Linked DNA regions of Homo sapiens: region 2 is linked to region 1. Evidence: read pairs that join two places in POLR2A ChIA-PET (ENCODE). Cell type or tissue: Panc1. All regions are shown on one strand. Region 1 has its middle 33 kb from the start of MAML3. Region 2 overlaps RNF150 (ring finger protein 150).

Region 1 (2,500 bases):
CTTAACCACTGCATACCCTGTATCTCTGGAAGCTATGAATAAGGGAGCCAGAATCTACCCTTGGCAGAGCCAGACAGGAATGTGAGGATAAAGGGTTTCCCTCTAAATAACCCTGCGGGCAAGGCTATCTCTTTGCTGGAGAAGAGTTCCTCAATGGATGCTATAGCATCTATTTTTCTGAATCTCCACTTATAAACTCACTTTAATATTGTAATTTGGTCCCTCATGAAGCTTAACCTGCAGAGAGAGAATGCCAATCAACACATGGGCATTCTGGTTTTCTTCTCAGACTCTGTGGGTTTTGGTTAACATGAGTCTAACAGTTCCTCTGAATTCACTCTCCAGCTGCTGACAGATCAAATTCAGGGCTGAGAACCAAAGGCCTGAATGTAGCAAGTACCACCCTGGGGAGATCCAGGTGCTGATCTCTCCTGGAAACTGCAGACATCTTGGCACCATGAACCTTTTCCTTTGAAACTTCAATGGGCTTATCTCCCTTATTAGAGTAGTGGCTTCTTGATGGAAACTACAGTATTTTCTATGCCTTGGTTTTCCCCCCTGTGCCTGTCATTGCCCTGCCCAGGTCCCTAGGACATGCCAACATGCTTCAGCTGACTGCCTACTGCCAGAATCTGCATCTCTGTACTGAGGGCTTTCCTGCCCCAGAACAGCAGAGAGGGAAGCCATGCAGCAGGCTGAAATTGCCTGCAAATTAATCTACTCCCCTCCCAGTAGCCCTCAACCAATGATTCTTGGGAATAGGTGTATAAATACCCCAGCACTCTCCTCCCTCGGGGGGAATAATTCTGAGGCTCTGTGTTACACTGTTCCCCTGCAGGATTAAGTTCCAGCACCCACACTGGTATCTGCTTAGTAATATATGTTTACTGGCAGCTTCCCAATCTCTGCTTCACTTCCCCACTCCCCTGCAGCATCCCTTGTGTCCTGGAATCCTTGTCTCTGGGTCTGCTGTGCTTGAAACCCAAAATAAGATAGGGAAGAAGGCAAGTAGTGGTTTCAGAATGCCTGTTGTGCCTGGCATTGCTACAGGTATAATCTTCTTGAGTCCTCACCACAGCCTTGGTATAAAAAAAGCTATTTCATAGAGGTGAAACCTGAAGCACAGAAGGATGCGTAACTTCCTCGTGGTCACCTGGCAGCTCAGTGGTCAAGCTGGATGCTGAATACTCATCCATTCTCTTTGGCCTGATGGCCATCCTGCTTCCATCCTATCCCCGTGGCCTAGGCCAGGGTTTCATACTCTATAATAGAGACGCAAAAATATGTGTAAAATAAATCTGTGGATATTTCTGGAATAAACTCTGATGACTTGCCATCCTATTACCTATTCTGTGGCTACAGCTGCAAAGATAAAACATGTATCAACATAAGCAAGTGTTTTCAAAACACCTTTTCCTCCTCTGTTCTGTCTCTCTTCATAGAGATTGAGACTGTGCCAAAGTTAAGGCAGGGAGCGGGCATGACTCATTAACAGCCTGCTCGGCAGGCTGGACTGTGAAACTCTCCATATACCCACTGATGACACAGACACAGAGGCGAGGAAAGGAGGAGACCAGGTGAGGCATGAAGGCGGATGCCCACACCGATGTGCCTGGCTTGACTCCTGCAAAAATGCTGTGCTTTTGTGTAGACATTGCCTGAACTCCACTGAGAAAGACAGCTCAGTGAAGGGTTAGTGTCTTCTCATATCTGGCAAGAAAGCAACCAGATTTTTTTTTTTAACCTCAGAGGAAAGCTACAGTTTTTAGTCTTTTTTTTTTTTTCCTCAAAGATCTCTCTAGGGTTAGTCAGCCAGTCATTATTGAGCATACATAGAATATAAACTTAGCAACAGGTTCTTATCCTCAAAAACTTTAGGGTCTAATCACAGAACTTAGCAATCGAATCCTCCAGTTGGACTGAAGGGTCCTGCTCTCCCTGTTGTCCTGCCTCACCTGCAACTCAGACCCAAGGGTGACTGCCTTAAGTTGTCCCAGGAGACAGCACTGCCCATTCTGCTGTCTTTTCGGTGATACTCTAGTAAGCGTCTAGCTTCTAGGCAGTCCTCAACCCCGGAGGCAAGGGAAGTGGTGTTGGCTAGGGATTCTCCATCCAGATCACCTGTGAAGACCTTCCCTCTTGATAGGACGAGATGGATTGTCTGTAAGGGAGTAATTGTCCTATATCGCTACTATTGATTAAACGCTGAGAAACATGCTTAGGTTGCATTTGCTGTCAGCCGAACTAGTGATGGTTCCGTGTCTTCCTATAAATTCTTTTCCAGCTGGGCTTTTTTGTGGTTTAGTATTAAAATAGACACTTCCTAATTAGACAGATCTCTGTCGTGAGGATCAATCTGAGAATTTCTGTGGTGTTTTCATATTAGATATCTCTTCACAAATCAGCCCTGTGCTCTCCAGCTTTTCTAAATCATAACTCACTGAATAGCTTCTTAAGCAGGCAACAGCCACATAACTAGTAATTAGAGTCCTGTCAGCTG
Region 2 (2,500 bases), 720 kb before region 1:
TCTACCTACTTTTAGGTAACTGATAGTTCTAAGAGCACCTTTAAGTTCTAAGGGTCCCTCTAAGTTGCAAACACATACCCCAAAAAATTTTTTTTCTGCTGGGCACTTTCCCTTGTAATTCAAAAAACTTGGGACAGATGGGTCGCTCTTGCTTACTCATGAGCATCCTGTGTGCCCAGGAGTCCATTTTCAGCCTCTGTCTCCTAATTTCTCCTCACCTCTCCAGGAACCCCTTTTGGGTAGGACCCACATTAACCCCATTCACCTCTAGGACACTCATACATCACCTGTCCTGACAGTCCTCTTCCAGGACAGTAGCAGTCTCCAGCCTTTGACCCCACGAAGGTCTTGGGCCTCCTCTCAAGGTTGCAGGCAGGAAGGAGACTGAGTCCACAAAAGTTTGAGACATTTTTGCTGAGTCCAACCTACAGGAAACATATTTCAAAATCTTGTTGGGGATTCCCCTGCAGCAACCCCCTCACAGGCCTGGGATTGGGAGGTGCCTTTCTCCACCCCTTTCACTAGAGGAGCAGGATTCAGCATGACATCGCTCTGTTCATTGACAATTTCTTTACCAATTACCCCATCTTCTTCCCCTTCTTTTCCATTTTTATTGCCTCAAGATGGGTGATGGGGTCAAGAATTACCGAACAAGTTCCCCTTTATACATTTCATTGCACATCTGGCAATGGGGCAGAGAGCAGAGTGATGGGTAGGGGAGGGAGAGTCTGTCTCTTGCTTCTTTGTTATTCATGCCTCTTCAGTAGAAACTGAGGCAGAAAGAGTCCCATGAAAGTGCAAGAGAATTAGTTCCTAAATGTCTTGATGGTCTTCAACTAAGGAGCACATACTTGGCTGCTATCTCTACTAAACTACAGGCTCTTAAATGGGTTAGCCTTTTTGGAAAAAAAAATATATATGTATATATATGCATATATGTATGTGAATACTTTTCAAAATGCACTTACAAGACAAAATTGTTAAAGCACAGCTGAAGCTGCAGCACAGAGAAAAGTGGTTTTCATGCCAGCTCTGACGCCTACCACTGCAAACCACCCAGGAGCTTTCCAGGGACACATACTCCAACTCATTATAGGAAAAACTTCCAAAGAGTTCATTCAGAGGTTCGTGTTTAGTCTCTGCAAGGATTTGCTTTCTCTAATTTGGGGAGCTTAATATAAACTTTTCTATGGGATTCATTGCTCCTAAAGATGCATTCTCTTAAAATTAAATGACATTTATTCTTATATTTTTTAAGTTGGAGGTTTATTGAGGGAGCAATTGATGAAGCATTTAGAACATCTCTATTTAAAACTTGTAAATGCCTGTAGACCTGCTCTGACCACACCCCGAACAGGAAAACAAGAGAAAGAATGTGCGTTCAGGACTTTTTCAGGGAATCTCTGTAAATCAAGACAGTTGAGAGAAAAAGGGAGGGTTGGCATAAACTTCAGATTTCTGTTTCACATGTGCAGCTACACTTTGCTACATTTGCAAAACAGCAATGTCCAGGTTTTATGTGACTACAAAATATACTGATGCACTCAGAAATAAATACATTTAGATCAACCATTCCAGTATTGATGAGGGAGTTGCAAGAGTGAGTAGCCATGTCTGCTTTTTTGATTTGCATTAAAGCCTGAAATGGCGAAGTCTCTGTTCTTGACTATGGATAAATATGCCAGCTGGAACCAACCAGGAGAATGATCTCCCTTGGTGCCTATAAGATTCACATTAGCCCTGGAAAGATGATTGCTTTGATTTGTGAGGACATTCCATTGTGGCAGGCAAGAGAATTAGCCAGCCATTTAAGATTTTAGGCCCCACTGTCATCTTCCCTTCAGGAAATAGTTAAGCCACAGTGACTACTTCTGTATAAAACAAAGCATTTGAAGATTGTAACACTATTCCAGACAATCATTTCCGTGACTCTTAACGTGCCAGGTCCCTAGAGCAACATCACCCCCTTGCTTCTGAGCCCTCTAGCTCACCATCTCCATGGCAGCTTCACCAGAGGCACAGCTGTTCCAAAAAGCAAAGATCTCTGCAATAAGCACATGCCATCATCGTCAAGCTTCGCAGATGGCAACTACCCAATCCACGATCCACAGGGTTTTCCGCAATAACATTTCTCCTCCATTGAAAACACTTGCCAATCCAAGAAAGCCCACTCAAAGCGAGACTGCCAGGGCTTTCCTGTCTTATGTGCCTGGTACCTCTGACAGGGAGAGTTGAGGATCTGCAGATTCACAAACAGCCTGTGAGAGAATCAATCAATTTAGACCACAGATATATTGCTACTTGGAGCACTCAGCCTGAGTATGACACAACCACTCACCCAGAAGAAGCTTGTCTTCCTGAACTGAAGTAACTCAGCCAACAGATTAAATCCATTCATTCATTGCTGGGAGATTGTCTCATATGCCCTGAGTTACTCATTGATAGCACCATCTCCAATTGATTAATTCTTCACAATGATATCTTGCTTTTGACATGGCTC

What was found. ChIA-PET counts read pairs that join two places held together with the same protein. Peaks named below come from ENCODE experiments on the same cell type or tissue, not always from the same donor. Only the 100,000 strongest peaks of a DNase experiment are listed, where the experiment ranks them.
Region 2: POLR2A ChIA-PET joins it to region 1 with 7 read pairs; 3 of 35 experiments call an interaction of 5 or more read pairs at or near these places.

Annotation. Positions count from the first base shown.
Region 1 is chr4:140,185,883-140,188,382 of GRCh38, reverse strand. No RefSeq gene overlaps it. Among named protein-coding and RNA genes, the nearest start is that of MAML3, 33 kb to the right of the region's middle. In Panc1, no CTCF peak of the experiment used is centred here; a DNase peak (open chromatin) is centred at 1,502.
Region 2 is chr4:140,903,646-140,906,145 of GRCh38, reverse strand. The region is part of intron 6 of RNF150 (ring finger protein 150); the gene reads left to right. Among named protein-coding and RNA genes, the nearest start is that of TBC1D9, 150 kb to the right of the region's middle. In Panc1, no CTCF peak of the experiment used is centred here; no DNase peak of the experiment used is centred here.